Regions from separate parts of the Homo sapiens genome. Here region 1 is linked to region 2. A link is an interaction called in ENCODE POLR2A ChIA-PET data of the cell type or tissue named here. Cell type or tissue: K562. All regions are shown on one strand. Links, peaks and the distances in the headings refer to the core of each region. The heading gives the core; the rest is flanking DNA. Region 1 overlaps NAPA (NSF attachment protein alpha). Region 2 overlaps BICRA (BRD4 interacting chromatin remodeling complex associated protein).

Evidence for each region. ChIA-PET counts read pairs that join two places held together with the same protein. Peaks named below come from ENCODE experiments on the same cell type or tissue, not always from the same donor. Only the 100,000 strongest peaks of a DNase experiment are listed, where the experiment ranks them.
Region 1: POLR2A ChIA-PET joins it to region 2 with 5 read pairs; 6 of 35 experiments call an interaction of 5 or more read pairs at or near these places.

The regions. Positions count from the first base shown.
Region 1 is chr19:47,489,934-47,505,482 of GRCh38, reverse strand. NAPA (NSF attachment protein alpha) reads left to right here. Exons shown (of 11, transcript NM_003827.4): 2 at 1,981-2,060; 3 at 4,734-4,850; 4 at 9,887-9,933; 5 at 11,990-12,067; 6 at 12,309-12,364; 7 at 12,438-12,522; 8 at 13,364-13,468; 9 at 14,627-14,695. It overlaps NAPA-AS1 (NAPA antisense RNA 1), which reads right to left. Exons shown (of 4, transcript NR_038452.1): 2 at 11,882-12,036; 3 at 10,339-10,455; 4 at 3,886-4,026. Among named protein-coding and RNA genes, the nearest start is that of NAPA-AS1, 13 kb to the right of the region's middle. RefSeq lists an enhancer at 4,253-4,807. In K562, for the core only: no CTCF peak of the experiment used is centred there; DNase peaks (open chromatin) are centred at 7,922 and 8,371.
Region 2 is chr19:47,674,250-47,689,798 of GRCh38, reverse strand. BICRA (BRD4 interacting chromatin remodeling complex associated protein) reads right to left here. Exons shown (of 15, transcript NM_001394372.1): 5 at 13,883-13,948; 6 at 8,523-10,478; 7 at 7,647-7,823. Among named protein-coding and RNA genes, the nearest start is that of EHD2, 31 kb to the left of the region's middle. In K562, for the core only: no CTCF peak of the experiment used is centred there; a DNase peak (open chromatin) is centred at 6,538.

The DNA.
Region 1 (15,549 bases), core at 5,868-10,867, 190 kb after region 2:
GAAATGAGCACTTCATGTGGCTGAAAGGGATGGGCAGGTTGGACACACTGAATCCGCAGTGCAGAGGGAAGGAATGCTCACATCCCAGCTCCCAAAATTACCTTTGAGCCCCTCCACAGCTGGGGTTGGTGTGGACAAGTTCCCAGGTATAATGTTGGGCCAGTTGACACAGGGTGTGGGATGGGATGGTGAGGATGATTTGAATGGGAAAGTACCCACTCCTCCCTTTTCTCTTCCTTAAAAATAAACTAAACACTAGTTATGCCAGTGAAGAGAGGCCCTGAAATCCATTTGGTGGGACTCCAGAGTGTGTGGATTTTATTCTACTGATTATGTAGATATTGGGAGTTTGAGCAGTTACAGAGACTACAGACCTCGCGGGCTAAGCCTGGTTGTATTATTAAGGGCAGAAGAATGCAGTGGGACTTACGGGTTTGAGGTACTAATGAGGTCCCCCAAGTCAAGAGGAGGCTCATTATGTACATGTGGAGGTCAAGAAGCCAGAGTGAAGCTGCCCAAACAGGGTACCCTTTATGTTTTCAAATTCCTGTCTATCTCCCAGTGTATCCCTACTGTTGGACAATAAGTTTTTGGGGGGTTTTGCTGTTTTAAATAATGCTATGCTGAACATCCTTGTAACTTTTCTGATTAGTTTTTTTAGGATAAATTGCTAGAGATGTAATTCATTGCTGGACCACAGGGCCAAATATAAATCCTAATACTTAAAAATATGTGTGTGTGTGTGTCTGTGTATGTGTAAATGTATAGATATATACACACATATATACACATACACATATATACACATGTGTATATATGTACACGTGTGTGTATATATGTATATATTTTTTTTCTCGAAAAGATGTACAAACAGTTAAAAAAAAATTCAGACAGTACAAATACGGGATGTCCAGTGAATAAGTCTGCCTCCCACACCTGGCCCTCCTTCTGCAGGCTTCACCTTAAGAGAAAAATGCTGTTACTAGGTTTTTGTGTATTTGCCCAGAAATATCCTATGTTTATATAAACATGTATGTTTCTATTATTTTCACTCTCTTTCTCTTTTTTTTTTTTTTTTTTTTTTTGAGACAAGGTCTGGCTCTGTCGTCGTCCAGGCTGGAGTTCAATGGTGTGATCTTGGCTTACTGCAACCTCTGCCTCCCAGGCTCAAGTGATCCTCCCACATCAGCCTCTCTAGTAGCTAGGACTACAGGCGTGCACCATCACACCCTGCTAATTTTTTGTATTTTTTGTAGAGTTGGGGTTTTGCCGTGTGGCCCAGGCTGGTCTCGAACTCTTGAGCTCAAGCAATCCGCCAACCTTGGCCTCCCAAAGTGTTGGGATTACAGGAGCCATGAACCACCACACCCAGCCCACCCTCTTTTTTTTTTAAACACAAATGGGAACATCTTATATCTACACTTTAAAATAGTGCTTCCCATTTCTTTGTATGGCTGTGTGATATATATGCCCAGTCCTGAGCTGGTAATGACACACTCCAGGGCTGCAAGGTCTTTATTGAGCAACCACAGAGTGCAAGGCACAGGATTAAGGCTGCCTCTGCGAAAGCAACACGATGTCTTAAACTGGGCTAGTCCCCCAGAATGCTTTGCAGTCTCCCGGGGAAAGGGGATTTGTAGCGCGCCTGGGACCCAGTGGGCCCCTAGTATCCCAGGCAGGAAGTAGAAGAGGCTGTCAGACCCTGGGGTTGTGGTGGGGTCAGGAACTCTTCGCCCCACTACCCCAGCAAGCACCCAGTATCTACCCCAGTACTCCCGGAGGGAGCTGGTCTGCCCGAAGTGAGTGTGCCATTGTATGCAGGGGCGGGGGCCACAGACTCAAGAGGCCTGGGGGAAGCTGGCTTCACAGGTGAAGGGTGAGGGGTAGGGGCACGTCTGTGCCCGGCACTGGAGCAGAATGCTTGCTTTCTCCTGGATAGCCGACTAGATTGTCTCCTTTTTTTCTTTCCTTTTTCCCCAGAGGCTCATCCAAAATAGAGGAAGCATGCGAAATCTACGCCAGAGCAGCAAACATGTTCAAAATGGCCAAAAACTGGAGTGGTATGTCATCTCCGCTAGAGCTCCTCCAAGGTGCTCTCCTCCTCCCTCAGCTTCCACTCACACAGGCCTGCCCGAGAGGTTGGCCTTGAGGGCCCTTTCTCTTTGTATGCCCTCTCCGGCATCGGAAAGCCACTGGCCTGCTCTCTTGTTTTGTGCCTGCTGGGTTACTTTATACTCTGGGTCATGGGGCCTTGGTGAAAGGACAGAGAGGATGGGAATAAATAGATTATTAGACCTAGATAAACCCATGTGGATTGATGAGCTCTTAGAGTCCTCCTTAAATTCAGAACTTCAGGTTTCCTGGTAACTTCCTTAGTGCTTCCATCAGTGTCTAAATTCTAGGCTGGGGGAGGATGTTCAGGTGATTCCAATAACAACGTGAATCATGGCTGCTGTTTGTTGAGTCCTAAGTGCTCATCATTTAATTGCGTTAGCACAGCAGCCCTAAGGGTCAGTCTATAAATATCCCTATTTTACAGATTTGGAAACTGAGGCTTGGCTTAGTCTCTTGCCCAGGATGCCAGAACTAGTAAGTGACAGAACCAAGATTCAGAAACCAAGGCTCTGACTGCAGAGCCTGAGTGTTTAACCTGCCCCAGTGAGGCAGGATAGCTTCACAGAGGAGAGGGGTGGGGAGGAGCCCCTTGGGCTCAGGGAGGCTGGAGATCTGTTTGGAGCTCCCTGCAGGCCCAAGAAGTCCAACAAGCCAGTGTGTTGAGCCCTTTCGAGGCTCATTTCATCATACATCTTTCATGTCACCAAGATTGAATTAAGGAAATACGGCAAGAGACCCAGTGTTTGAATGCAGGGAGGAACTTCTGACTGTGGAGGAGAGGGAACCTGGTGGTGGGACCATGGAGGCAGGGTGCAGAGGTGCACAATAAAATTGATTATCATCGTTTTTGAGAATGTTGTTGGTTTCCCCAAAATTCAAAGAGTTATTCCTGAGTTTTCACAAAATACGTTGTGAATAAAGCCAAATGTTTTTTGTATTTTTATGCTCCCAAACTTAGAAAATTCCTCTAGAGAAAAAAAGCTTATTTTTTAATTACATAGGTGTTGCTTTTCCCCTAAAATTTGTTACCTCTGCCCCCAAACTCTTCAAAGAAAAGCCCTAGGCCATTTCCCCCCGGTAATATCCCCTTTTCTTGAAATTTTTTTTTTTTTTTTTTTTTTTTTTTTTTTGAGACAGTCTTGCTCTGTTGCCAGGCTGGAGTGCAGTGGCGCGATCTTGGCTCACTGCAACCTCCGCCTCCCTGGTTCAAGTGATTCTCCTGCCTCAGCCTCTTGACTAGCTGGGATTACAGGCACGTGCCACTACGCCCAGCTTATTTTTGTATTTTTAGTAGAGACAGAGTTTTACCATGTTGTCCAGGATGGTCTCCATCTCCTGATCTCGTGATCCGCCCACCTCGGCCTCCCAAAGTGCTGGGATTACAGGCATGAGCCACCGCGCCTGGCCGTAATTTTATACTCAAATTTGGAACTCTTGAAAATAATGAAATCATATAGTGAAAACCCGGAAGGCTTTGTCTTTTCTGCTGCTCAAAACTTAAGAGGATAGGGCCAGGCCTCCTGGTCCTCTTCCAGCTTAGAAACTCTGACTCAGATTCAGCTGGAGGAGAATGAAGGGGAGAAGCCTCAGAGCTGAGCTGGAGGTGGTCAGCTGCACGAGGAGGAGGAGAGATGCTGCTGCCTCCCAAACGTCAGTTAGGAGATGTGTGGGCAGAATGGCTTGGGACCCACAGAAGCTGACCGTGTGCAGATGAGCACAGGATGGATGAGGCTTCAGGCACGGTCTCTTCTGCCCTCCGCCCATGGGCACTGGTCTGCATGTATTCATTCTTGCTGTCCACATCCTGTTTCCCTCTCTGGACATGCAGCTCCTGGAGGGAGCCGGCTCTGTGTTGTCCGACCCCAACTCCATGAGCCTCACAATTCATGCAAGTGCCTTGTCCATGGGGATCTGCAGTGAAGGGAACAGAATGTGAACAGAGGCAGAGGAGTTGGGAGAATCAGGAAGAGCTTTGGGGAGCTGTGGAAAAAGAAACAGGACTTGGAAAGGGGAGTAGATGGGAAGATGTTATGTGGTTTAATCTCAGTTGCCCCTTGCTTCCCAAAATACCCCTCCGAAGCCACCCCATGATTTCAGCCTGTACTTTGCCTTCTAGTGGTGGTTCTGGGCCCTGTGCTTCGAGGCTCCCCTGGGGAGGACTGCCCAGGCCGGGAGGTGCAGGAGGCCACCTCACTCTGTTTTATATCCTTTCCAACTCAGCTCTATCTGCCTTCTCCTTGGATCTTTAGAAGTGGTGGCCCTGGAAATGCTGGCATAGCTGGGATTAGGGACATGGTGTTTTACCTGGGCTTACCCTGGCTCTCTTTCCATATACCTGGGGCTCAGGGCCTTCCCCCGAGGCAGCTTCCTGCCGCCCTCAGAGACTGTCAGGTGGGCCACCAGGAGCCTCAGCGCAGGAGCCAGCAGACCTGAGCGCAGGAGCCAGGAGACCTGAGTTCTAGGCCTCGGTCTGGGCTCGCTCAGGTCACCCTCGTCCTGTCTTGGGGACTCTTTCCGCATTCTCGAGAGCCCGACCCACCTCCCAGGGCAGTGTCTCTGTGGCTTCATAAAGTGTGGAGCCCCACTGAGGCCAGGACTGCCCTTCTCTTCTGTTCCAGCTGCTGGAAACGCGTTCTGCCAGGCTGCACAGCTGCACCTGCAGCTCCAGAGCAAGCACGACGCAGCCACCTGCTTTGTGGACGCTGGCAACGCATTCAAGAAAGCCGACCCCCAAGGTGAGGGCCTCTGCGGGCCACACGGGCTGGCTGTCCGGAGCGCCATCCTAGCACCCTGCATTGATTCCTCAGGTTTCCTGGCGGCTCTGGTTTTTCCAGTGGCCGACATGTGATAGGCTGGCAGGGGCGTGCCTGAGGCAGAGTGAGCGTTGACTTTAGAACTGGCTCTCTTCCTTCCAGTTGGCATTCGCGCCCTGCTCAAGTCTCCGCCCCCCTATCTACCGTGTCGGTGGTGTCGGTGCAGCTGATCACCCCTTCCCAATCCCGGAGCATTTGGGAGTGGGAGTTCCATTGCAGACCCACCGCCTGCCGGGGAGAGAGGAAAATCTGTTCTGTTGTCAGAATTAACATGCAGAAGGGAGCGGTGTGGGGGGCGGGGAGGATTCTGAGACCAGCCAGGTAGGAGTTGCTGCCGAAAAAGGAGCGGAAATTAGCCCAACCTGGCTTCCCTACATCCTGGGGAGGAATTAGAGAGAACAGAGCCCGAGATGTAGTTGCCAGAGAACAAATTACTTAAAATGAGAGCGTGCTAGGGACAGAAACCCAGTTTGGGGCTGACTCATGGTGAGAAAACAGTTTTGTCCCCCTGGGTGCCTCCCGAAGAGGAGGTCCAGCCCAGTGTTTGCTTGCATGTGGCGGGAATTTTAATTTATTTTTTAAAATGTTGGTGCCAGGTACAGGTTGCTAATTAGAAAGCACAGGCAGTTTTTAAAAATGACCATCTATTGTCACTGTCATCTCAGGGGAATGGAAAATATATGAATCTTTAAAAAATAAAAAGCAGCTATATAATCTTGGAATAAAAGCCTGTCCTTCCCAAGAGAAGACAGGTTTGCAGCAGTGCAGGGAGCTTCCTCCATGGATCAGTGAGCACTGGTTCACATGGCGTGTTTGAGAACTGCTGGCATACCCCTTTGTCGTGATCTGACGTGTTAGTTCCCAGATGAGGATGAATTTGTGTTGACCAGTAGCTCTTCTCTGTCCTTAGACTGACCAGTTGCTCCTCAGCAGCTGGGCATCTCATGCGTTGGCCTCAGTGGTCACATGGTGGGGCTCAGGCCTGGCAAGAGGCCGAGGAGCAGCCTTGTAACTGGGTGGGCCATGGGGCTTGCCTGGCTGGTAGCACTGGGCCACAGCAGGCTGCGTGGTTGATGCAGTGATGACCCAGGGAGACCCTGGGTTGGTTTTAAGCTTGATTCACCACATGGAGTCTCCATGCCTTCCATTAAACTGCCCCGCCAAGCCTTTCCTTCTGCTCCCTGGGAAACTGGTTGGCCTAGAGGTGCTGTCTTAGCATCTGTGACGTTCAGCTGCTGCCCCATCTGGAGTGACTGGAAGGACACTCTGGGGCAACACTGAGCGCCAGGCTGCCGAACAGAGAGTGCCATTTGCTCTTTCAGCAGACCCCTCACTTCCTGCAGACAGGCCCTGCCTGGCAGTGGGATATGGTGGGGTCCCTCCCCTGCGTTTGATCTGAGCTTTTCTAGCTCTCCAGCGAGACTCTGCAGGGTGTGGGCCTGGAGTCTGGATGTGGCCCCTCCCTGGCCTTAGGAAGCTCAGAAGGTGGCTGAGGACTCCGACCGGTAGGAAAGTATAAAGATGATGTTACATCCAGGGCACAGAGGCCAACTTGCACAGAGCTGAGGCTGGGGGCGTGAATTTGGCTATGGGAGATCTTTCAAGGAAGAAAGGGGGCAGTTCTGAAAGGAGAGCCTCACCTGGGTAGAGCTGAGAGCAGGTGCCGTGTCCAGAGCCCTGGGGACGTGGTGTTGAGCAGGGAAGGGTGTTAGTGCAGCTTCCAGAGCTACAGCCTAAAGATACGCACGCCAGCCATGACTCCCAGTGGGGCAAGGGGCACATTGGCATCAAGGGCAGTGGCTGCTTTGTGTCTGAGGCTAGTCAGGCCTCACACAAGGCCAGGTGCAGTGGCTCATGCCTGTAATTTCAGTGCTTTGGGAGGCTGAGGCAGGAGGATCGCTCAAGCCCAGGAGTTCAAGACCAGTCTGGACAACATAGTGAGATCCTGTCCCCAAAAAAAAGCCTCACAGAGAATGTCATGTAGCAACTGTGTGTGGCTCAGCAGCGCAGGTGGTGGGTGGTCTGGGAGGACCCTGCCTCCCCTGTGATCCTGGGCAAGTCAGTCTTTTGGGCCTCTGTTTCCTCGTCTGTTAAAGCAGAGACTGCTGTGAGATGATGCAGTCATGCCCAGCGCGGCACCTGGTGTGTGATAAACTTCCAGTCAGGACACCCTTGGCTTTCATCAGTCCAGGGGCCCCTGCCTGCCCTGGGCTCCCCACAGCCTCTGCCCTTGGCCGGGTGCCTTGTGAGACAGCGCTGGAGGCCCGATTTGGAACCTTGCCTGGCTTCCCCAAGCAGGTGGCCGGTACCCTGGGGCCGTCCTCATCACTGGTCTCCTCAGCAGCCTAGAAGGCCTCTGTCTTGGGTCAGCACTTCTAGGGCTTCCTCCAGGACTCCCTCCAGAAGGACCTGCCCCCAAGTGGCAGCTGGAGTGTGCCTGAGGCCCGACTGGGCTCCCGAATTCCTCTCCCTCTCGCAGAGGGTGGCCTGCTGCCACCTTGGTGGCTCTGGGTGGGGAAGGGTGATGCTCATATGTGTTATTGGTTCCTCAGTTACCCAACCATGGCTGCTGCTCAGGGCAGACTCGGGCCAGCGAGGCCTCTTCCCAGGCCTGCCTGATAGTTGGGGGTGGGGGCAGTGTGTGTACCTGGGGCAGAGAAGCGACCTGGCCCCTGCTTGTCCCCCACTTCCTCCCCAGCTGCCATTTACTGGGTTTCTACTGTGTACCAGATGCTTGGCATCTTTTAACCCATTTGATTTCTTTGTGCATTCTGTGATTTGCCCCCATTTTACTAAGGAGGAGATGACCAAGTGTAACCAGGAAGGGCTTCAGAGACGCAGAAGTCAGGTTGGGCGTCGCTGGTAGGAGTGACTGCGGGGATGGGCGGTGGCCTGGGCCATAGCTCCCCAACTTGGGCTGTATTGCTCTGAGCCCCTTTCCAGCCCTCTGTGGGTGGGTACAGGAGGGGCCAGGCCACAGAACTGGGTGTTGCTCTGCCTGTCCGAGTGCACAAGGCCTGGTGACCTGAGATAAGAGTAGCAGTCATGAGTGTGTCAGAAGCTCGTCCAGGAGCCAGCTGTCCCAGGTGTCTGCTGGTGGCCCGCCGCTTTCCAGACATGGAGGGGACTTAACCCCGTGAGTCCATGTTGCTGCCTGGGGGGTAAGCTGTCTCCCTGCTGCTACTGCAAGGACTGTGCCATGCTGACGGCGGGTGCTCCAGAGCCAGTGCCAGCAGGCCCAGGTGGCAGCTGCAGATCTCACTGCTCACTGCGGAGCAGCAGCCTTTGCCGCCTCAGCCCACAGGGTGCCAGGTTGGTGTCCTGGGTGTTCCGGCCAGGAGAGTGAACCAGTGAGCAGCCCGGGGCCTCCATGTGGAGACTGCAGCCAGGTGGGGCGGGGCAAGGCGGGCCTCTCACCTCACTCCAGCTGCTGCTCTCCTCTGCAGCGTGGCCCGGCTTAGCCGTTGCTTCTGGGTCCGCCGATTACAGGATGTATGTGTCTTCAAACTGCCGGATTTAGGTTGTGTTCTCTCCCCTTCCTCCTCATCTGCCCCCTTTTTGCCACCGTTTCCACTGTCTGCTGCCACAGTCTCGGTCTGTCAGCCCTAGAACCTGGACTGAGTGCTGTACCTTCTCTCAGTCCCTTTTAGATCCCCAGAGGTCTTTCTGAATTGGACAAAACCTACAGACCCCACTCCCCAGAGGAGTGCTTATGGACCCCACTGTTTACATGTCAGAAGGAGGGGTTGGACTCCCTGAAAGCCCAGCCACAGACCTGAGACAAAGAGCCTCTGTCCAGATGCCTCCCCACGGAGGGAGTTTGGAGTCCCATCCAGACCGTGAGCCCCTTGAGAGGAGCCCAGCCCCGGCGCTTCTTGGTAGCACCCTCTTCTCAGGCGAACATGGCCTGGGTGACCATGGAGACCCCCACGGTGACCAGGAACTTTCAGATGCCCAGGCTGAAGCTCAGAGCCCATGCCCTGTGGCCTGTCCAAGCTCCCTGCCTTTCCCTCTCCCCAACCCAGGCCTCCCTCCCCACAACACCCCTGTCCTCCTGAGATGTGCTAAAATGGTGTTCTTAAAAAATACCCCCTGAGAGCTCATTTCTGTCTGCTAGAAAATGCCTCCCACTCATGCTTTTCTCTCTCCTCCAAATAACTTGTCAAAAAAAAGCCTTTCCCAAATTTAAAATCTTGCAAGAGATAGTACAACAAAGGTAGCCCAGTTCTTCCTCAGTGCCATCCTGGTGTGTTCAGGTTTTTTGGCAAAACCTTTGAGGAGCTGGTGGGTGGCAGGACTAGGTTAAAGGGACTGAGCAGAGGGCTCCCGACTGCTGAGCTACGAGGAAGAGGGGGCAGTGGAGAGCACACTGAGGGCTCAGTGTTGATGACATCCAGCCTCCTCGTGCCAGAGGTCCAGGTCCTCCTGGTGCAGGAGCAGAAGCTGCTCAGGATCCTGCAGAGATGGTGGCAGAGCCCAGGTAGAACCTGGCACCCTGTTGCCTCCAAGACCACCTCAGATGCTGGTTTGGCCGCCTCCCATGCCTCCTTCCCCTTTGCCAGCAGCTCAGTCCTTCAAGAGCAGGGCCTTGGCAGGTCTGTCTTAAAACACCGTGGGAGTCTGGCCATCATCCTGGCCTAGCACTGCTGTGCCCTGTCCCTGGGGTTGTGGGAAGCTGGTAGCATCCTGGCAGCCCGAGGAGAGAAGGGCTCCCCCAGAAGCATGTGCCCAGCAAGTCACAGTCTGCAGAGTCAGCCCTCTCACCAGATTTCCTGGGGCTCAGGGATTCCGTCCCCTTCTTCCCAGCCCCTTGAGAGTGTGTGGCAGCGCTGGCAGCTCTGAGCGCCTATTGATCTCTCTGCTGGCAGCCAGGTGCGCCTGCGTCCGCCTCCTCTCCTCAGCTTCTGCTGAAACGACTTCACTTTCTCATGTCTCCTCCCACCTCCCTTTCTCTCCAGAGGCCATTAACTGTTTGATGCGAGCAATCGAGATCTACACAGACATGGTAAGGGCTGCTTGCTTGTCCTGACACCCCCGGGTCCCACTGCATTGCCCCAGCCTTGCGTCCCCTCTTTCAGCACCCCCAGCACTGTTCTTATTCTGCGGCCAAACCACTTGGGGAGGGGGAAGTGGGAGCTGGGGGGATTAGGTCACCTGAGCTGGCCTGGGCTGGCTGGGTCTTCACCCAGCTCCCCACCAGCCTGACGGCCCCCTCACTCCACAGGCAGTCATGGTTTTCATTCATAGAACTTAGGTTATTGAGCTGGGCAGGGTGGCTCATGCCTGTAATCCTGGCATGTTGGGAGGCTGAGGTGGGAGGATCTTTTGGGCACAGGAGTTCGAGACCAGCCTGGGCAACATAGCAAGACCTCCTCTCTACAACAAATTAGCCTGGTGTAGTGGCATGCACCTGGGGTCCTAGTTCTTGGGAGGTTGAGGCAGGAAAATCGCTTGAGTCCAGGAAGTTGAGGCTGCAGTGAGCTGTGATCACACCACTGCACTCCAGCGTAGGCGACAAAACAAGACCCTGTCTCAAAACAAAAAAAGAAATTAGGTTACTGGAGAGTGTGTGTCCGGCACTTCCCCTTGCCCAGCCTTCCCGCAAGTGTCACATTTGATAAGCATCTTGCAGCAGGCCACAGGGATAGGCAGAGCCCACAGGAGGCTCAGCACCTGCCCTGCCCCCAGGGCGCGTTGCCAACGACAGATGCAGACCAGATGGGCAGCTGCCAACTGGAGCCAGAGTGAAGGGTCCCACCCAGGCCGGGGCTCCTGTCAGTGCTTTCTCTCTCTCTCTTTTTTTTTTTTTTTTTTTTTTTGAGACAGAGTTTCTCTCTCATCTAGGCTGGAGTTCAGTGGCGTGATCTCCACTCACTGCAACCTCTGCCTCCCAGGTTCAAGCGATTCTCGTGCCCTAGCCTCTCGAGTAGCTGGGATTACAGGCGTGTGCTACCATGCCTGGCTAATTTTTGTATTTTCAGTAGAGATGTGGTTTCACCATGTTGGCCAGGCTGGTCTCAGACTCCTGACCTCAAGTGATCCACCTGCCTTGGCCTCCCAAAGTGCTGGGATTGCAGGCATGAGCCACCGTGCCTGGCCAGCTCCTTTTTGCCTCTCCGCTTGCCCTGTCTGTCTCAGCCCTCCAACCCCAGGCAGGGACACGAGCCCTACCCCTTGCGTTCAGGGCAGTGCTGCAGGGATGACTGTGATTAGAACAATAATAGCAGCTGCCATTTATTAGGCCAGACACTGCAGGGTGGTTTAATCCACAGCCCTGTGAGGTTGGCATTATTGTCATCCCCGTTCCTTAGTGGAGGAGAGGGGCTCAGACAAGTGACATGATTTGCCCAGGGACATGTGGCTACAAGCAGGAGTCACTGAGACCCGAAACAAGGTCTGGCTGAGCCCAGGGCCTTGCCCTTTCCTACTGCCCTCAGCAAGGGGGTGGCGTTGGACCAGCCCCTGGTGCAGAGCAGTTAGGCAAGCGCCTGGACACTGGGTGGAGGCGGATGGAAGGTGCGAGGCCCCTTGGAACCTGAGGCCTCCCTGGGGAGCTCTGGGTGTGCCTGGGGGAGGCTGACAGATAGGTGTTGGCCTGGGGGCAGAGCTGGTACTCTTGGGCAGAGGTCTCAAGCCCTCCCTCCCATCCTGGTTTCTCCAGAGCCCTTTGCCAAGTGGCTCTGGACTGGTCCTTCCGCCTCTCTGGCTGTTATCAGAGGCTTCCTAAGGGCCAGGGCCTTGGCCAAGTGCTCGTGCTCACATTCTCTCTGGTGTCACACCATCTGTGCCCTCGTGGATGGGATGGAATTAGGCTAAGGCCCTGGAGTGGCTTGTCCAACATCACCCGCTCAGCCCAGCACGCATAGCCAGGCCTCTAGTGCTGGGGCCCTCCCTTCTCACTCCTGTGTTCCCCCACCTCTCGATCTTCTTCACACCTCAGGTCTTCTTCATACCTCCTCACAGGCGTGGCTGAGGGGTGGGAACTTGAAGGGTCATAGGTCAGCAGGCAGGCACGCAGGAGGTCATGAGTCGCAGGCAGCCCCTTCCTGTGTCCCCTCCAGGGCCGATTCACGATTGCGGCCAAGCACCACATCTCCATTGCTGAGATCTATGAGACAGAGTTGGTGGACATCGAGAAGGTGAGTGGCAGCAGGGCCCTGCATGGGCTGGCAGCCAGGACCAGTGCTGCTCTCTCTTCTTCCCACCAGGGGAGTCCTCTGGTGTCTGAGTGCCGAGAAGGGGGCATGGGGCGCCGGCAGAGCTTGGAGAATGGGGTCTGGCTGTGTCCCAGGCAGGCAGGGCGGAGGGTGTGGAAGCTTCACGGAGGCCTCCTCTCCCTTCCCTGCCCTCCCCTGGAACCCATCCCCCGTGTCTCCCCAGGCCATTGCCCACTACGAGCAGTCTGCAGACTACTACAAAGGCGAGGAGTCCAACAGGTAGCCCCCTTCCTGCCTGCCCCAGCCCCGCAGGGACCGCCACCACTTCCCCTCACTACTCCTCCCCACACAGCTCAGCCAACAAGTGTCTGCTGAAGGTGGCTGGTTACGCTGCGCTGCTGGAGCAGTATCAGAAGGCCATTGACATCTACGAACAGGTGGGGACAGGTGGGGATGGCGGCTTCCACCCTGCCCCCTCTCAGGGCCTGTGCCTCCTCCTAAGCCCCGGCACCTTGTTCTGGAACCACCCCTCCCCCGGCTCACCCTCTGCCTCTCCCCCGACATCCCTTGCCATGTCATCCCCCCACCCTGTCTTCAGCCTGGCTGAATGTTCTCCACCTACGACTCCATGCCGTGCCAGCACCGTCTCTCTCCCTGGCTGTGCCCCTCCCACACCCCTCGCAGAGCTTCCTGGAGGGGCCCAGAGTGAGGCTGGCTAAAGAACCCAGAGGGAGGGAATGGGAAGAAGTGCCAAGAGGCCCAGGGTGGCCGTGGGCACCCCACCCCATGGCCCGATGGTCCTCATCCACAGTGGGAGGGAGGGAGTGTCACATGGGGTCCCCCCAGCGTGCACGGAGCCCTGGGTGATGGCCGAGAAAAAGGCAGGCAGCTGGCCCCCTGGGAGAGAGGGGCGGGCGCCGCCTCTCATGTTCCCACCGCCTGCCGCCGCTCTGCCCACCGCCATGCCAGCCTCCCGTTGGTCCTGACAGCCAGGCTGCCTCCTTCCCACTGTCTCAGGCTCTCAGAAGGCCCACGAACACCTGGCTACAGCCTCCACCCCCACCCAGCCACCATCACACCCTGATCTTGGTCGCTCACGCACTGGCCGCTGACCTCTCCAAGCTGGTCCCTGGCTCCCTGCCCTTGGGGTCCTGGGTTAACAGGGCCTCACCTCGGGACATGAACCAGCTCCCAGCTGGCCCCCCAGTGCCTGGCAGTGGCTCTGGCCCTCTGGCTGCTTGCCCTGAGCTCACCAGTGCCACTTCTCCATGGCTACAGGTGGGGACCAATGCCATGGACAGCCCCCTCCTCAAGTACAGCGCCAAAGACTACTTCTTCAAGGCGGCCCTCTGCCACTTCTGCATCGACATGCTCAACGCCAAGGTAGCACACCCCACGCCCGCAGGACCACCGCACCAGGCCACCATGTGCTTATCTCCAGGCCAGGTCCCGTTGCCCCCGAAGAGGGACGTGCTCCTCCCTCACGTCTGGCCCCTGCCAGCCAGCCTTTGGATGAGAAGTGTGGTTCTCACAGCTGTGTTTCTGTGCTGGCATCACCTGCCCACCCAGCCCTGGAGGCTTTTGCGGGTCCAGCTCCTGCCTCACTTAGTGCTCTTTCCTTCATGGGTGCACTTTTTGAATCCTCACTGCACCCCATTAAAGTCAGCACCATTGTCACCGCGTCTTATGGGTGAAGATGGTGAGGCTGGGACGAGAGTCCCTTGTTTGAGGCCACATGACTAGGGACCTGCAGCCCCAGTGTTCCAGATCTTTGTGACTCCTGCTGTCGTGGCTTTAGCTGTAGCTCACACATGCCCACCTATTTTCAGGACACTTGGCAAAAGAGGGGCCAAAGAGGGCAGTGGGAGGGGGCGTGGCCAGCGGGAAGGAGCTGGAGGGTTGGCGCTAGATTTTGCTTGGCCGGAGTTTTTTTACCATTGCCTGGCAGAAGCACGGAGTCCAGGATTTCCTGGTGTCCCTGGCTCACGGCCTGGGGTGGTGGCCCCACACACCCCACACACACACACCCCACAGAGCCCTGCCCTGCTGTGGGCACCGGTGGTGGGCAAAAGCTTGGGCTTTGTCAGACCAGGTTCCCATTCCCACCCCATGTCTCACCGTGCCCTGGGCAGGTCACTGCCCCTCTCTGGATCTGTTTCCTCACTTTGAAAAGGGGGCTCACCGTCATTTGACCCTCTCAGGGTCCTCAAGAAGCACCAGCCCCAGGCCTGGCATGGAGGATGTGCTCATTTGTCCCCTGCCCCAGCTGAGCCAGGTGGGAGGAGGCAGTGGGTGCCTATCTGGGGAACCTTCCCCCTCCACCCACCTCTCCCTGCAGCCATCTCTGCAGCCAGGCTGGTGCTGAGCTCAGCTACGGGAAGGTACTGACAGACACAGAGCCAGGTGACACCTGAGGCTGGGGGAGGGGTGCAAGAGCTGACTCAATATCACCCGACATCCCCAAGTCCCCTCAGCTGCTAGGCCAGTAGCTCTGAGGACCCTCTTGTTACTAACTCATCTTCTCCCTTCCCTGCTGCCCAGCTGGCTGTCCAAAAGTATGAGGAGCTGTTCCCAGCTTTCTCTGATTCCCGGGAATGCAAGTTGATGAAAGTAAGTGCTGGGTGCTCCGGCCTCCCCCTTCCCGAACCTCAGACGGGGGTGGCTGGGGCTCCAGGTGGGACAATCGCCAAGACTTGTCCAGTAGTTCTCAGAGGGTGTCTTTGTTTTGTTTTGTTTTGTTTTGTTTTGTTTGGCCATTTGAGTCTCCATTTTCCAGATGAAGAAAGTACAACTCGGGGAGTGCTGGAGCTCAGGATGGCTAGGTGGACACACACACACACACTACACACACCACACCACACCACACACACCAAACATACACTACACACACCACACCACACACATCACACCACACCACACACACCAAACATACACTACACACACCACACCACACACATCACACCACACCACACACATCACACCACACGCTACACACACACCACCCCACACACCCCACACACACTACACACACACCACACACAGCAAACACATCACACACCACACATATCGCACACACACTACACACACACGACACACCCCTCACACAAAACACATTGCACAGTACACACACCACACGACACACCCCCCCACACACAAAACACACTGCACACACACCACACATGACACACCCCACACACACACATTGCACACACACTACACACACCACACACACCCCACACACACACCGAACACACCACACACGCAACTCAACACACACCAAACACCACACGTGCCCCTACACACCACACCCCAACACACACACCACACACACACACACCTCCACCACACACCACACCCAACACACACACCCCCCATACCCACACACACACACATTCTGTGTGATGTTCTATGTTGGTAAGGTTGCCCTGAGAGCAAGCCGTTTCTGATGAATAGGGCAGCAGGAT
Region 2 (15,549 bases), core at 4,343-9,342:
CAAATGGGAGAGAAACGTAAACCATATTTGCACTAGGTTGTATATACACGAAGAACTGGAAAGGGATACAAAAATTAGGCCAGGTGGCCAGGCGTGGTGGCTCACGCCTATAATAATCCCAGTACTTTGGGAGGCCAGGCAGGCGGATCACCTGAGGTCAGGAGTTCAAGACCAGCCTGGCCAACATGGCGAAACCCTGTCTCTACTAAAAATACAGAAATTAGCAGGGCGGGATGGTGTGCACCTGTAATCCCAGCTACTCCGGAGGCTGAGGCAGGGAGAACTGCTTGAACCCAGCAGGCGTAGCTTGCAGTGAGCCAAGATCTTGCCACTGCACTCCAGCCTGGGCGACAGAGAGAGACTCAGTCTCAGAAAAAATAAATAAAAATAAATTAGGCCAGGCTCAGTGGCTCATGCCTGTAATCCCAGCACTCTCGGAGGCCAAGGCAGGAGGACTGCTTGAGCCCAGGAGTTCAAGACCAGCCTGGGCAACAGAGCAAGACCCTGTCTCTGGAAAAAAAGAAAAAAAAACTTTCTGATGATCATACTATGTGAATAAAATGACTTATTTAAAAAATGTTTTAAATAAAATTGGGGTCGGGGGGTTAAACAGAAACTTCATACCAAAATATTACTTCTTCTACAATATTTGTCTTAGAAAAAACAAAGCTAGGCCTGGCATAGTGGCTCACACCTGTAATCCCAGCACTTTGGGATGCCAAGGCGGGTGGATCACTTGAGGTCAGGAGTCCAAGACCAGCCTGGCCAACATGGTGAAACCTCGTCTCTCTAAAAATACAAAAATTAGCCGGGCTTGCTGGCATGTGCCTGTAAATCCAAGTTACTTGGGAGGCTGAGGCAGAAGAATTGCTCCAATCCCAGAGACAGAGGTTGCCGTGAGCCGAGATCGCGCCACTGCACTCCAGCCCGGGCGAGAGAGAGAGAGAGACTCTGTCTCAAAAACAAAAAATAAAACAAAACAAAGAAAAAAAAATTTTTTTTTTTTGAGACGGAGTCTCGCTCTGTCACCCAGGCTGGAATGCAGTGGCTCAATCTCAGCTCGCTTGCTGCAACCTCCGCCTCCCGGGTTCAAGCAATTCTCCTGCCTCAGCCTCCTGAGTAGCTGGGATTACAGGCACACACCACCATGCCCAGCTAATTTTTGTATTTTTAGTAGAGACGGGGTTTCACCATGTTGGCCAGGATGGTCTCGATATCTTGACCTCGTGATCCACCCAACTCGGCTTCCCAAAATGTTGGGATTACAGGCATGAGCCACTGTGCCTGGCCAGAAAAAATTTTTTTTTACCAACTGCTTGCACACAGTGGTATTACATGTGACTTATTTTTCTTCTTTGTTCTTTTCTGTATTTTCTACATTCTCTAAATGAGCACAAAATTATTATTATTATTTGGTCTTCAACTGCTAGCCTCAAGTGATCCCCCATCTTAGCTTCCCAAAGCAAAAAAACTAACATATGAGTGGATTGTTCACCAAGAGATTCCCTCCTTCTCTTCCTTCCATTTCTTTCTTTCTTCAGAAATGAGATCTCGCTATGTTGTTCAGGCTGACCTCAAACTCCTGGGCTCAGGTGATCCTCCTGCCTCAGCCTCCCTCCTGAGTAGCTGGGACTACAGGCATGAGCCACCACGCCCAGCTTCCAAGAGATTTCGAGAGCCCCACGTGGAGGCGGCAAGATGCTCAACTTCACACACAATTAGAGAAAAGCACAGGGGGTGTGTCACTTTCCAGCCTGGCAAAGAACAGGCCAGCTGCTAATCTCGTGTGTCAGTAAAGCTGCAGGACCAAGTGAAGCCATCACTGGCATGAACCTTTTCAAAAAGGTTTAGCACTTTCCACAAAATGGCTGGAAAGCTTATCATCTACGTCTGGCAATTCTATTTCTAGAAATTTACCCTACAAGTACTTTCATACCTGTGTGCAAAGCATGGGTGCAAGTTTTTTTTTTTTTTTTTGAGGCAGAGTCTCACTCTGCTGCCTAGGCTAGAGTGTAGTGGCACGATCTCAGCTCACTGCAACCCTCTCTAGGCTCACTACAATCTCCGCCTCCCAGGTTCAAGGGATTCCCCTGCCTCAGCCTCCCAAGTAGCATAGCTGGGATTACAGGTGCCCACCATCACGCCTGGCTCATTTTTGTATTTTTAGTAGAGATGGGGTTTCCCCATGTTGGCCAGGCTGGTCTCACACTCCTGACCTCAGGTGATTGCCCGCCTCGGCCTCCCAAAGTGCTGAGACTACAGGTGTGAGCCAACACGCTCAGTCAAGAATATCTTATAGGAGTTTTGTTTGTTAACAATGACAAATAAACCACCTGAAGTATTCCTCAAGAGGGGACTGAATAAAGAAATAATGGTATGTCCATATCACAAAACACAATAAAGACATCAAAAGAAAGAGGCAAACTATAGCCCACAAGCCAAGAATAATTTTTACATTTTTAAACAGTTGAAGAAAAAAAATCATAAGAATACTATTTCGTGACTTGCAAAAATTACATGAAATTCCAATTTCAGTGTCCTTAAATAAAGTTTTATTGGAACACTCCCGTGTTCATTCATTTACATATGGTCTGTGGCTGCTTTTGTGCTATAATAACAGAGACCATATGGCCCGCAAAAGCCTGAAACGTTTACTATTGCCTCTTTATAGAAAGTTGCCCAGAAAAATAAACAAATAAATGAATAAAAATCAAATAAGCAAAAAGAAAGTTTGCCTGGCTTCTTTCCCTTCATAGCTCTTTCAACATGCCCAACTCTGTTCTAAAACATTTTAATGTTAATATACATCTATTAATTTACAGATATTAGTTTATTTAACCCTCACAGCTCTACAAAGTAGCCGCTGTTCCTATCATTCTGATTCTGCACGCAAGGACACCGTGGTACAACAGAGAGGCAAGCAGCCTGCTGAAGGTCACAGGGCCTGTAAGTGGCCAAGTCCTATTTCCTAACTCCCACATCACAGCAATCTTCCCAGATGGTAGCTTGCAAAAAAACCCCCAAAAATAAAAACACACCCCTACACATAGTAACCATTGGTAATGGCTCAAGTCATCTTAGGGAGTTGGAACCAGCACTTAAAAAGAACAGTAGAGGCTGGGCGCAGTGGCTCACGCCTGTAATCTCAGCACTTTGGGAGGCCAAGGTGGGCAGATCACCTGAGGTCAGGAGTTTGAGACCACCCTCGGCAACATGGTGAAACCTTGTCTCAACTAAAAATACAAAAATCAGCTTGGCATGGTGGGGCACTCCTGTAATCCCAGCTACTTGGGAAGCTGAGGCAGGAGAATCGCTTGAACCTGGGAGGTGGAGGTTGCAGTGAGCCGAGATAGTGCCACTACACTCCAGCCTGGGCAGCAGAGGGAGACTCCATGCCTCCCCGCTAACCCCAGAAAAAACAATGGAAACAAAATAGAAAATATTGATGTGTATCACACATTGTAATATAGGTAATATTTCATGAAACTTTTGTTTCAGTGATATGTGTATATATACAAATACATATATGTATGCATGTCCTGGGTGGTGACATAAAATGAAATTCTTGTGCCGGGCATGGTGGCTCATGCCTGTAATCCCAGGACTTTGGGAGGCCAAGGCAGACAGATCACCTGAGGTAAGGAGTTCAAGACCAGCCTGGCCAACATGGAGAAAACCTGTCTCTACTAAAAATACAAATATTAGCTGGATGCGGTGGCGTGCGCCTGTAGTCCCAGCTACTCGGGAGGCTGAGGCAGGAGAATCGCTTGAACCTGGGAGGTGAAGGTTGCAGTTAGCCAAGATCGTGCCACTGCACTCCAGCCTGGGTGACAGAGAAAAAAAAAAAAAAACAAATTCTTATCCCGGGTGGTGGGTCAAGGAAAAAAAAAGGTCTGAAAGCCAGTGCTCCAAGATGCGTTGCTAAATAAGCAAAGCCAGATGCAGAACACAGTCTTTGCATTTCTGTTTGTGTTAACACAAAGGGAAAATGTACGCATGCGCGCGCGCGCGCACACACACACACACACACACACACACACACACACACACACACACAGAGGCTGCCAAATCCATCTGGGTACAGAGAGCACAGAGTTCCTTCCGAGTGCAGGGGTTGGAGTTCGGACAGTAAGGGAACCACTATTCTTACAAACAGTAAGAATCACCCAGATTGGGAACTGCTATTCCGTGCATTCCTGCATATCCACAGGATAGCGGTTCCCAGTCTGGATGATTCTGTCCCCACCAGGGGACACTTGGCCAATCACCCAGTCACACACCCACCCATGCCATCCATCCGTCCGTCTATTCAGCCATCCATCTGTCCATCCATTTGCTCACCCAACAAACATTCACTGACCACCTTCTGTCATGCTGGGTCCCCACTGCTGCAGATACAGCTACTGCGGAGGGCCCTACCTTGTGCCTCCGAGCCTCTGTGTGTGACTAAGAATCAGCTCGTGTGCACACCTGCCTGTGCGCACTAAGCTTCCTTCTCAAAGGTCATCCGCGTGGCCAGGCACAGTGGCTCACGTCCATAATCCCAGCCCTGTGAGAAGCCAAGGTGGGAGGATTACTAAGCCTAGGAGTTCGAGACCAGCCTGGGCTGCATAGTGAGACCCCATATCTCCCCCACAAAACAAAATACAAAAAAAAAAAAAATTAGCTGTGCGTGGTGGCACATGCCTGTAGTCCCAGCTACTTCGGAGGCTGAGGTGGGAGGATCACTTAAGCATGGGAGGCGGAGGTTGTAGGAGTCAATATTGCACCAGTGTACTCCAGCCTGGGTGACAGAACCAGACCCTGTTTCCAAAAAAATAAGTTCAGCTACAGCATCATTACTGCAACTGCTAACAGTAAGTGTCTGTTCACTGAGCGCTGGCTCTGTGCAGTGCCATCATGTCAGGTCACTGGGCTTATTCCCATTTTAGATGCAAAATCCATGCCTCAGAGAGCTCCACTAAGCAGAGCTGGATTCACACCCAGGTCTGGCTTTCTCAAGACTTCAGGTGTTTCCAGCAATAAGCCCCCAGGGTTTTTAATCCAGGCCCTACCATTTGCCAGCTGTGCAACCTTGGGCAAGCTAATTATTCTCCCTGTGCCTCTGTTTCCTCACCTGCAAAATGAGATGCTACCACCTACCTGGTGGAGGTGGTGAGGTTTAAATGAGAGAGTGCTAGGCCGGGCGCGGTGTCTCACACCTGTCATCCCAGCACTCTGGGAGGCTGAGGTGGGTGGATCACCTGAGGTCAGGAGTTTGAGACCAGCCTGGCCAACATGGCGAAACCCCATCTCTCTACTAAAAATATAGAAATTAGCCAGGCATGGTGGCGGGCGCCTGTAAATCCCAGCAATTTGGGAGGCCGAGGCAGGTGGTTCACCTGAGGTCAGGCGTTTGAGACCAGCTTGGCCAACATGGTGATACACTATCTCTACTAAAAATATGAAAATTAGCCAAACATGGTGGCAGGCACCTGTAATCCCAGCTACCCAGAAGCTGAGGCAGGAGAATCACTTGAACCCAGGAGGTGGAGATTGCAGCGAGCCGAGATCTTGCCACTGCACTGCAGCCTAGGCGACGGAGTGGGACTCTGTCCCCCTCAAGATAATAGTAATAATAATAAAAGCAAACATTTATCAAGTGCTTACTTTGTGCTAAGCATATAGTAACTCGTTTACTCCACCTAAGTGCTCCCTCAGCCTGCCTAGGCACCTGCTGATGGAATGAAAAACTGGTTGCTGAAGGTTAAATGGTAAGTGGGAGAGCGTGCAAGTGAAACCATGGCCGTTCGAGGTCAAAGCCTGTGCTGACTTCTGCCATCCTGCCCTTGTCACTGTCACACTCTCCTCTTCCTACCTATCCACTGGTCTTTTTTGAATGAGTACCACATTCACTGCTCTAGAATAAGAAGGTAGGCCAGGTGCGGTGGCTCACGCCTATAATCCCAGCACTTTGGGAGGCTGAGGCGGGTGGATAACGAGGTCAGGAGATCGAGACCATCCTGGCTAACATGGTGAAACCCCGTCTCTACTAAAAATACAAAAAATTAGCCCGGCGTGGTGGCGGGCGCCTGTAGTCCCAGCTACTCGGGAGGCTGAGGCAGGAGAATGGCGTGAACCCGAGAGGCGGAGCTTGCAGTGAGCAGAGATCGCGACACCGCACTCCAGCCTGGGCAACAGAGCGAGACTCCATCTCAAAAAAAAAAAAAGAACGTAGCCCTCCCTAACCTGTTATGTTATGACTCGTAAGCATAATGGTTATTACTTTAAGACAAAAGGCTAATTTTCCTAATATGTAAAGAGTTTCTACAAATCTACAGCAAAATGACAGCAACCCAGATTTTACAATGGCAAAGGGTATGAGCAGTTTCATAGAACAGAAAGTACAAATGGCTCTTACTTTTATGAAAATCTGCCCGACCTCATTCACAATAAAAGAAATGCAAATGAAAACAAAACAAGATACTATTTTTCACCTATCTAGATTGGCCAAGTTCAACATACTGGTGAGGTTGCGGGGGGCGGGGGAAAAAAGGCACAACCACATATTGCTGATAAAGGTTAAACTAATTTACACTCCACAGGCGGCAATTTGGCAATGTCTGTCAGAGATAAAAATGCATATGCCTTTAGAGCCAGCAAATTCCTTTTGAAGAACTTACCCTACAAAACGACATACATACAAAGGCATTCTTTGCAGCCTTGTTCATAATAGCTAGAGATCAGAAGTGACCTAAAAACCTAACAACAATTTAGACTGGCTAAATAAATATCCGCACACCCACACAGTGGAATACTACGCAGTCACACAAGAGAATGAAGAATGGGGCCAGGCACAGTGGCCTACACATGTAATCTCAGCACTTTGGGAGGCTGAGGCGGGCGGATCACTTGAGGTCTGGAGTTCAAGACCAGCCTGGGCAACATGGTGAAACCCCGTCTCTATTAAAAATACAAAAATTAGCCCAGCATGGTGGCGGGCACCTGTAACTCCAGCTACGCGGGAGGTGGAGGCAGGAGAATCACTTAAACATCGGAGGCGGAGGTTGCAGTGAGCCAAGATCGCGCCACTGCACTCCAGCCTGGGTGATAGAGTGAGACTCCATTTCAAAAAAAAAAAAAGAGAGAGAGAATGAAGAATGGTCTCCAAGATCAATTTTTAAATAATAAAAGATGCAATACCGCAGGCAGAAGATGCTACCCTTTTTGTAAAAATTGAAGGAAAAGAATCTATTTGATTCTGTTTCCCTATCCAGATAACAAATGCAAGAAACCACCTTGGGAGGACAACAGGAGGCCACGGTTCAGGAGACGGGGGCTTTCCACTATGCATCTTTTTGTACCGTTTGAAATGTGAATTATCTGAATGTATTACTTATTCAGATTTGAAAATTATAATTTTAGGAAAGAACAGATTTCCTTCCGTGTGTGTCTTGCATTCCTGCAGCGCGTGGGCTCCCCCAGGGCCGGCCCTGGTCTCAGGCATCCATGATCACTAGGAGACACTTGGGGGGTGAAGGAGAGCTCTGTGTTCCAAGTCAGCAGAACAGAGACGCAGGCAGGGCGGAGAGCGAGGAGCGGGAGAGCGGGCAGGAGGGGCGAGGCTGGGTCTGTGCTGCGGACACAGGCTGCTGGGGTCCCTCTACCTGGGGGGCCGGAGCCGGGGAAGCCTGGCTGTCGGGGGCCTGAGGGCCGAGGCCAGCTCCTTTGGCGACGGGGGTGGCTGGGGCTGGGTCTTGGGCGGGAGGCGGGGCGCTGACTATGACCGAGGCAGGCACGGAGAGGTGGGGGCCCTCTGCGGAGAGGGGCTGCTGGCTCCTCTCCTGCAACGGGCAGCCCGCACAGGATCAGAAAGCCGCCCCCACAGGCCCTCGACCTCCCCACCCGAGACCCCTGCCCCTATTGACGCTCCCAGGGTTCCAGAGAATGGGGTAGTGGGCAGCCTGGCAGGCAGGGTGCCAGGCACAGAGGCCGAAACCCAGGCAGCCTGCTCCATTCTGAGCTCCCATTGGCCCCTCTGCCAGCTCCACGTTGCCCTGCCTCTCTCCTGCCCCACCTGCCTGTCCCTCTGTCCCTGTCTCGTCCACTTTCTCTCTGAGATTCCTCTCCTTGTCTGTCAGCAGGCCAGCCAGTGCCTGCCCTTCTCTGTCCGTCGGGTAGTCCCTCTCCCTGCCGGTCCCTCTCCTCTCCATCTGTCAGCAGCCCAGCCAGTGCCTACCCTTCTGTCTGTTCACTGGTCCCTCTCTTTGTCTGTCTGTCTGCCAGTCCCTCTCACTGCCTAACAGTTGTCCTGCCCCTTGTCTATCAGTCAGCCAACCTGCCAATCCATCTTCCTGCCAGTTCAGCCAGGGCCCTCACCCTTCGGGCCTCCTCTTAGGGGCCACCTGTGCCATGACTGAGACCTTCCCCCCCCAGCTGCCACAGTGGCATCCACTTTTGGATCTTGGCGCCTCGCCCCAGGACCCCTCTTCCTCCCAAACCCGCCTCCTCCGGTACCTGCTCCCTTGCCCCGCCCTGCTTACCTGGGGCAGGAACATCTGCAGGGAGTCCTGAGTGAGGATGGCCGTGGGGGTGGCAGAGGGCGGCTGCCCCAGGACGATCTTCTCCGGGCTAGACGCCAGGCCAGGGCTGGGCTGGGGGGTGGTGGCCTGAGGCGGGGCGGCGGCCTGTGGGGTGGGGGCCTGCGGGGGCTGCTGCGCCTGCGGCTGCTGGAGGCCCAGGGGCAGGGGTGTGCTGACCGCGGGGGGCGCCTGGGGGGCAGGCTGCACCGTGAGGACAGGCGCGGCCTCCCCGGTGGCAGCGGCAGGGGTGGCCGGCTGCACCAGGCCGTCGGGGGTGTTGAGCATGGCCACGGCGCTGGGGGGCAGGGTGACCCCCTGGAGGACAGTGGTGGCGGCCGGCCCGGCGGGCGCTGGCTGGCTCTGCGTGGGCAGGCTGCCCGCCGCCAGCGACACGGGCATCTGGAAGAGCGCAGGCTGGCCCACCTGGATGGGAGCGGCGGAGAGGATGTGCGCGCTGTGGGCCCCGGAGTGGGGGGCCAACACGGGGCCCAGGCTCAGTGGGCCCGCCAGGTTCTGGTTTGTGAGGATGGGGTTCGCGATGAGCTGTCCACCTGTGTGGGGGGCAGCGGCCGCCAGGATCTGCCCGCCCACGTTGGCCGGCAGGGCTGAGAGCTGCTGCGGGAGCTGGACCGCCGGGGCGCCAGGCAGTAGGAACTGGTTCTGGCCCGGCAGCATGTGCTGGGCGGGGATGACGATGCTGCTGCCTTGGTTCAGGAGGTGGACGCTCATGGGTTTGCTCAGGGCCCCGGGGGGCTGCGGCGGGGCCGCTCCGGTGGTGGTGGCCGGTGGCTGCTTGAAGACGTTCGCTTGCAGCGCAGGCGCGGGGAAGCCCGACAGCACCACGTTCTGGCCCGCCTTCCCCGCCGCCATGAACGTCAGGTTCTGCGGGGCCTTGGGCTGCTGCGGGAGCGCCCCCGGCTCGCCCTGGATGGTGAGCGTGGCGCCCGCGGGCGCAAACGGCTTGGGCGTCAGCTGGTAGAGCTTGGGCGGCAGCACCCCCGCGGGCTTGGGCTGGATGGGCGTGGGTGTGCGATGCAGGATCACGTTGGGCGCCGGGACCAGTGGCGACGAGCCGAGGCCTGGGGCCACCGCCAGCGGCTGTCCCGAGGGCGTCCCGGTGGGAGCCGAGGCGGCCCCCGCGCCTCCGAACACAGAGTTCCCATTGAGCGTGGTGGCCACAGCGGCCGAGAGGTTCTTCTGGATGACCAGGCCAGCCCCCTGTGGCGAGACACCGGCCGACGCCAGCGTCACGGGCTCCGAGGGGCCAGCCGCCGAGGCCAGGTAGCCGCTGACGGGCACCTGCTTGGCCAGGAGCTGGGAGGTGGGCGTGTTGAGCGCCATGACGGGCTGGCCCACCACCTGGATGGGCGCCAGGCCCAGTGTGGCCGCCGTGGCACCCCCAGGGCTGCCATTGGGCAGGCCTTGGAGGCCCGGGATGGGCTGCAGTGTCACATTGCCCAGGCCCACAGGCTGCAGGAAGGGCTGCACACTCAGGGCCTTGTTGACCACGTCCTGGGGCGGCACCAGGGCCTGGTGGGTCAGCACGGTAGGCGGGCCCTGCAGCCCCAGCAGGTCGGTGCTGCCTGGGAAGAGGGCTTGGGGCCCCGCAGCCACGGCCGCTGCCCCTCCAGCGCCCGTCGGGCCTGCCCCGCCATCCGCAGGCTGCAGGGTGGGCAGCTGGAAGGGACCCAGGTCCAGCTCAGCCTCGGCCTCCAGCGTCTGCTCCGTGATGTTGGCCTCTTGGAGGCTCTGCTGGAGGATGTCACAGGGCTGGTCAGCGCCCCCACTGCCCCCGCCGCCGCCCCCTGTCGCAGGAGAGCCCAGGATGTCATCTTCCAGGAAGTCTAGGTCCACACTGGGGGCCGGCTGGTTGGGCTCTGGGTTCAGGTGGTTGCCGGAAGCTTCTTGCACATGGAGCTGCAGGCCGGGAAAGGTGGGAAGGAAAGAGCTGAGGTTAGCAAGGGGCTACGCTTAGGCCACAGCTGCCGCAAAGAATGCTGAGGTGACAGGGCAGCCACGTTCAAGAAAGAACATTCCCTCCTGGCATGGTGGTTCACGCTTGTAATCTCAGCACTTTGGGAGGCTGAGGTAGGAGGATGGATGGCTTGAGCCAAAGAGTTTGAGACCAGCCTGGGCAACGCAGTGAGAAAAAAATTTTAAAAAAGAAAAATTAGTCAGGGGTGGCAGCATGTGCCTGTGGTCTTAGCTACTTGGGAGGCTGAGGTGAGAGGATCACTGGAGCCCAGGAGTTTGAGGCTGCAGAGTGGAGCTACGAGCACTTCACTACACTCCAGCCTCGGTGACAGGGCAAGACTTTGAGAAGAAAAAAAAAAAAAGAAGAAAAAAAGAAAAAAAAAAGAAAAAAGAACATTCCACCTGCAAGTGGCTGGACCCGGGATCAAATCCCAGCTCTGCCAAGGCTTAGCTGTGTAACCTAGGGCGTGCTTGATCTGACCTCAGTTTCTTCATCTGTACCCATCAGTAAAATGTAATAAAAAAAACTACTGTTCAAGGCCACAGTGACTCACGCCTGTAATCTTAGCACTTTGGGAGCCTGAGGTGAGAGGATCTCTTAAGCCCAGGAGTTCCAGGCTACGGTGAGCTATGATTGTGTCACTGTACTCCAGCCTAAGTGACAAGAGTAAGACCCAGCGGGGCACCCTCAGGAAAGCCGCTGGTGGTGGCCCCAGGCCTCAGCTTGTCACCACTGGTCCCGGCGCCCAACGTGATCCTGCATCGCACGCCCATGCCCATCCAGCCCAAGCCCGCGGGGGTGCTGTCCCCCAATCTCTACCAGCTGACGCCCAAAAAACAAAAATAAAGTCTAGGCACGGTGGCTCACACCTGTAATCCCAGCACTTTGGGAGGCAGAGGCAGGTGGATCACTTGAGCCTAGGAGTTTGAGACCTGCCTGACCAACATGGTGAAACACCATCTCTACTAAAAATACGAAAATTAGCCAGGCGTGGTGGCACGTGCCTGCAGTCCCAGCTACTCGGGAGGCTGAGGCAGGAGAATGGCTTGAACCTGGGAGGTGGAGGCTGTAATGAGCTGAGATCCTACCAATGCCCTCCAGCCTGGGTGACAGAGTGAGACTCCATCTCAAAACAAAACAAAACAAAAATAAATAAAAATAAGCAACTATTGTTTAAATAGTGATATAGGCCCACAACACTTATCTGTAATTACAAAACCCAAAAAGCTCTAAGAACTGAGACTGTTTTCATAGCTCTGTTGGCAGCAAAACCTGACCAGAACCAACATGGCACTTTAGGTGGGATCCATTTATCCACATGATGTGACATCCCAAGTTTGGCCGCCGAAAGGCAAGCGTGTGACATGACACACACCACACATATGGCACCACTTTTCCAGAATTGGAGAAATTCGAAATTCTGAAACACACCTGGCCCTAAAGGTTTCTGACAAGCAGTCGTAGTTCTGGTGGAGTAAAGCTCACATCAGCAGTGGCTCCCATTTGTGAACTTCTGTGCCAACCGCACTGTGAGTTCAATGCTTTTTGTTTCTTTGGGTTTTTTTTGAGACGGAGTTTCCACTCTTGTTGCCCAGGCTGGAGTGCAATGGTGTGATCCTGGCTCACCACAATCTCCGCCCACGAGTTCAAGCAATTCTCCTGCCTTAGCCTCCCAAGCAGCCGGGATTACAGGCGTGTGCCACCATGCCCGGCTAATTTTGTATTTTTGGTAGAGACAGGGTTTCTCCATGTTGGTCAGGCTGGTCTCGAACTCCCGACCTCAGGTGATCCGCCCACCTCGGCCTCCCAAAGTGCTGGGATTACAGGCGTGAGCCACCGTGCCCAGCCTCAATGCTTTTTAAGTGCTTTTCATGCTATCCTGGACTGCAACCCAGGACACGCATGGAAAAATATCTGCAGGCATATGTGTGGAAAGCCCCACAAACAATACTTATGATACAGATTTCCATCTCCACCAATACTGACCAGATAACCCATCAAAATCTGCAGCTTCCAGGATTCTCAGTAAATCCACATGGAGGGTTCACGGTATCACCCGGCCCCTGGCAGGTGCTCGAGAAGCATCTATCATCATCACTCATTATTATTGTGATTCTCCATGCTGTTGTTGGTGACAGTCCCATGAGGCGGGTGCTGCTCCCTTCCTCATTTCACAGACGAGGGAACTGCCTGGGTCAACCACTGGTGAGTGGCGGGGAGTGGCAGGCAGACAGGGCTCTGGCTCAGCCTCCAACCGACTGAGGACCAGGCAGGCCACTGTAACCCCCTGAGCTCTTAACTGCCAGATGGTCACAACCAACCTGCCTCCTGGGATGCCTGTGAAAATTCACTGATGTCACGTGTGGAGAGTGTTTAGAACCTGAATGGGGATCTTAGGGTATACAAAAATGATGGTCGTGGTAAGAAGTGTGATCACAAAATAGTAACAGGATCACCACTGTTACTGGGCCTGTAAATAGACCAACATTATATAATTACTACATTTCCTCATCATTTATATTATGAAAGATAAGCTATTTGGAATATGATATTATAGCTGTGAGAACTAAATGAAGATAACAAGGAAGGGCTGGTCGTATAATAAGTGTTTGGTGAATGCGTGTTCTGATGATGAAGAGGGAAGGCGGGGAGGGTGAGGGGGGGAAGGAGGAAGGGGAGGCGGGGAGGGGGGAGGCCGAAGGAAGGTGGGGGGAGGAAAAGGTGAAGGGGGGAAAGCAGCAACAGAAGAGGGAGAAGGAGGAAGGAGGTGGCCACCGTGGTGTGGACAACTGGCACTTAGTCATGGGACCGGCATAGTCAGGCACACAGTAGGTGCTCAATAAACATCCTCTGCATTGGCCACTCTGGGCTTTTCTCAGCACCCATATTCACTGCCCAGGTGAAGACTGAAGTCTGCAGGTGAGGAGGCCCCTCCCCTAGGTCACACCCTGCCATGGCTGAGTTGGGCAGGACCCCAGGCCTCCCCCAGCCCTCTGCTCTCCAGGAGTGCCCCTGTGAACCCCACAACCCACATCCGCTTCAGCTCCCCAGAACCACTCTGCATGAGCCACCCCAGGGCCCCAAGGCCTCGGGGACCCTCACCTCTTCCCCAAGGGGTCTGCAAGGCACAGTCAGCCTTGTCCATGTTGGCCCCCCACAGGGTTCCCCAGCTCTGCTCCCTCCTGCACTGCCAGGGTGGTCCAGCCACCCTGGGTGGCCCACCCCCGCCCTCCTCCTGTCAACAGCCCTCACGAGATGAGCCCAAGCCTCCCCTCTTGGCTTCAGGGCCCTCCTCCCGCTGGCAGCCCCAACAGCTCAGGCAATGATCGGGAGCCACGGCACTTACCCCAGGACCTTCATAGAAGGCACTTTGGGCCTCCCCGGGATTATCCAGGAGGTCATCACTGTCAAGCTGCAACAAGACCCGCCCCATCCAAGGTCAAAAGTCAGCAGGGCAGGCCCATGCTCTGGAGCAGAAACCAATTTAGGGTCACTCAGGACAAAAAGACAAGGGTTGGGATGGGAGAGGGCTGGGGGTATGGGAAACTCTCGCCTCCGAAAAGAGGCCCCAAAGGCAGGGGCTTGGGTGCCTGCCTAAAACCCAAGGCATCCCCAGCACTGAGTCCCCGAGCCTGGCCTGCGAAGCGATCCTGCTGTGACTGCCTCGAATTCCGGAATCCTGCCTTCACGCCTCTGCCCAAGCTGCGCCCTGCCACTGCCCCCCAGTCTCTCCAGTAGCACAGCCTTCAGGAGTGGTCACTCGTGGTCCAACAGCTCCTGTCCCTTCTCACTAAGTACTCCTTTCCCAACGCAGCCTGAGTGCCTGGCACACCTACCATCCGGGCACCTGACAAGCCATGCGGTGCCATCTCTGGAAGGGCAGGGCATTCTCAGATGCTTAGCACCATCCTTAGTGCCCAGAACAGGCCCTGGCATCCACATATGTGCCCAGTGAATGTATGTCCATGGCTCGGGCTTCCCTAATTTCTTGTTCCATCTGGACATCTCTCCAGAACCCCAACTTGTACATCCACCAGCACCACCTGGACTTCTGGAATCTTCCCCAAATTCCCAACTTCAGAAAATGGCACCAGAATCCACTCAGTTGCTCAAGCCAAAATCCAGGAGCCATGGTGGACACTCTCTCCCCCTCAACATCGAGTCCACCAGCAAGTCTAGTTGATGCCACCTCCCAGATAGATCCCAAATCCAGTGCCACATGCCTCCCCCACTGCCTGCACCATGGCCCAGGCTGCCATCATCCCATTGCTCATGCCTCTGCTCTATAAATTATTTGAAACCTCTCCTTTCAAGAGGTGGAGCTCAATTCCCCTCCCTCTGAGTGCTGGCCAGACTGACTGATTAGCTTCTAGTGAATACAGTGTGATGGGAGGAAGGGTGTGGGACTTTGGAGACTGGGTCATTAAGGGCACTGCGGGTTCCTCCTGTGTCCTCTCTCGGATCACTCGTTCTGGGGGAAGCCAGCTGCCATGCTGTGAAGACACTCAAGCAGCACTAAGGAGAGGCCCCCGTGGTGAGGAACTGAGGCCTCCTGCCAACAGCCACAGGAATGAGTCCTGGTGGAAGCACATCTGCCAGCCCCAGTCAAACCTTTGGATGACTGCAGCCCCAGCCTACAGCTTGACTGCAACCTCATGAGAGTCCCTGAGCCTGAACCACCGAGCTAAGCTGCTCCCAGATTCCTGACCTTCAGACACTGCAAGAGCTCTAACAATTGTTGAAGGCACTGCATGCTGGGATAATCTACACAGCCATAGATACTAATACAGCTGCTCAGAGCTCAACAGACTTCTACTTTTCCCCATTTTGTTCCGTTCTCTGGGAAGCAAATCAAATATGGCATTCTCGTGTTTAAGGGCCCATCAGAGCTGCCTGTCACATTCAGAATAAAAATAACAACTCCTCTATCGGGCTTCCAGGCCTACACAACCTGGTGACTTTTACCTACTACAGTCTCACCTCCTACTAGTTTTCCCTTCAGTTTGGCCCCAT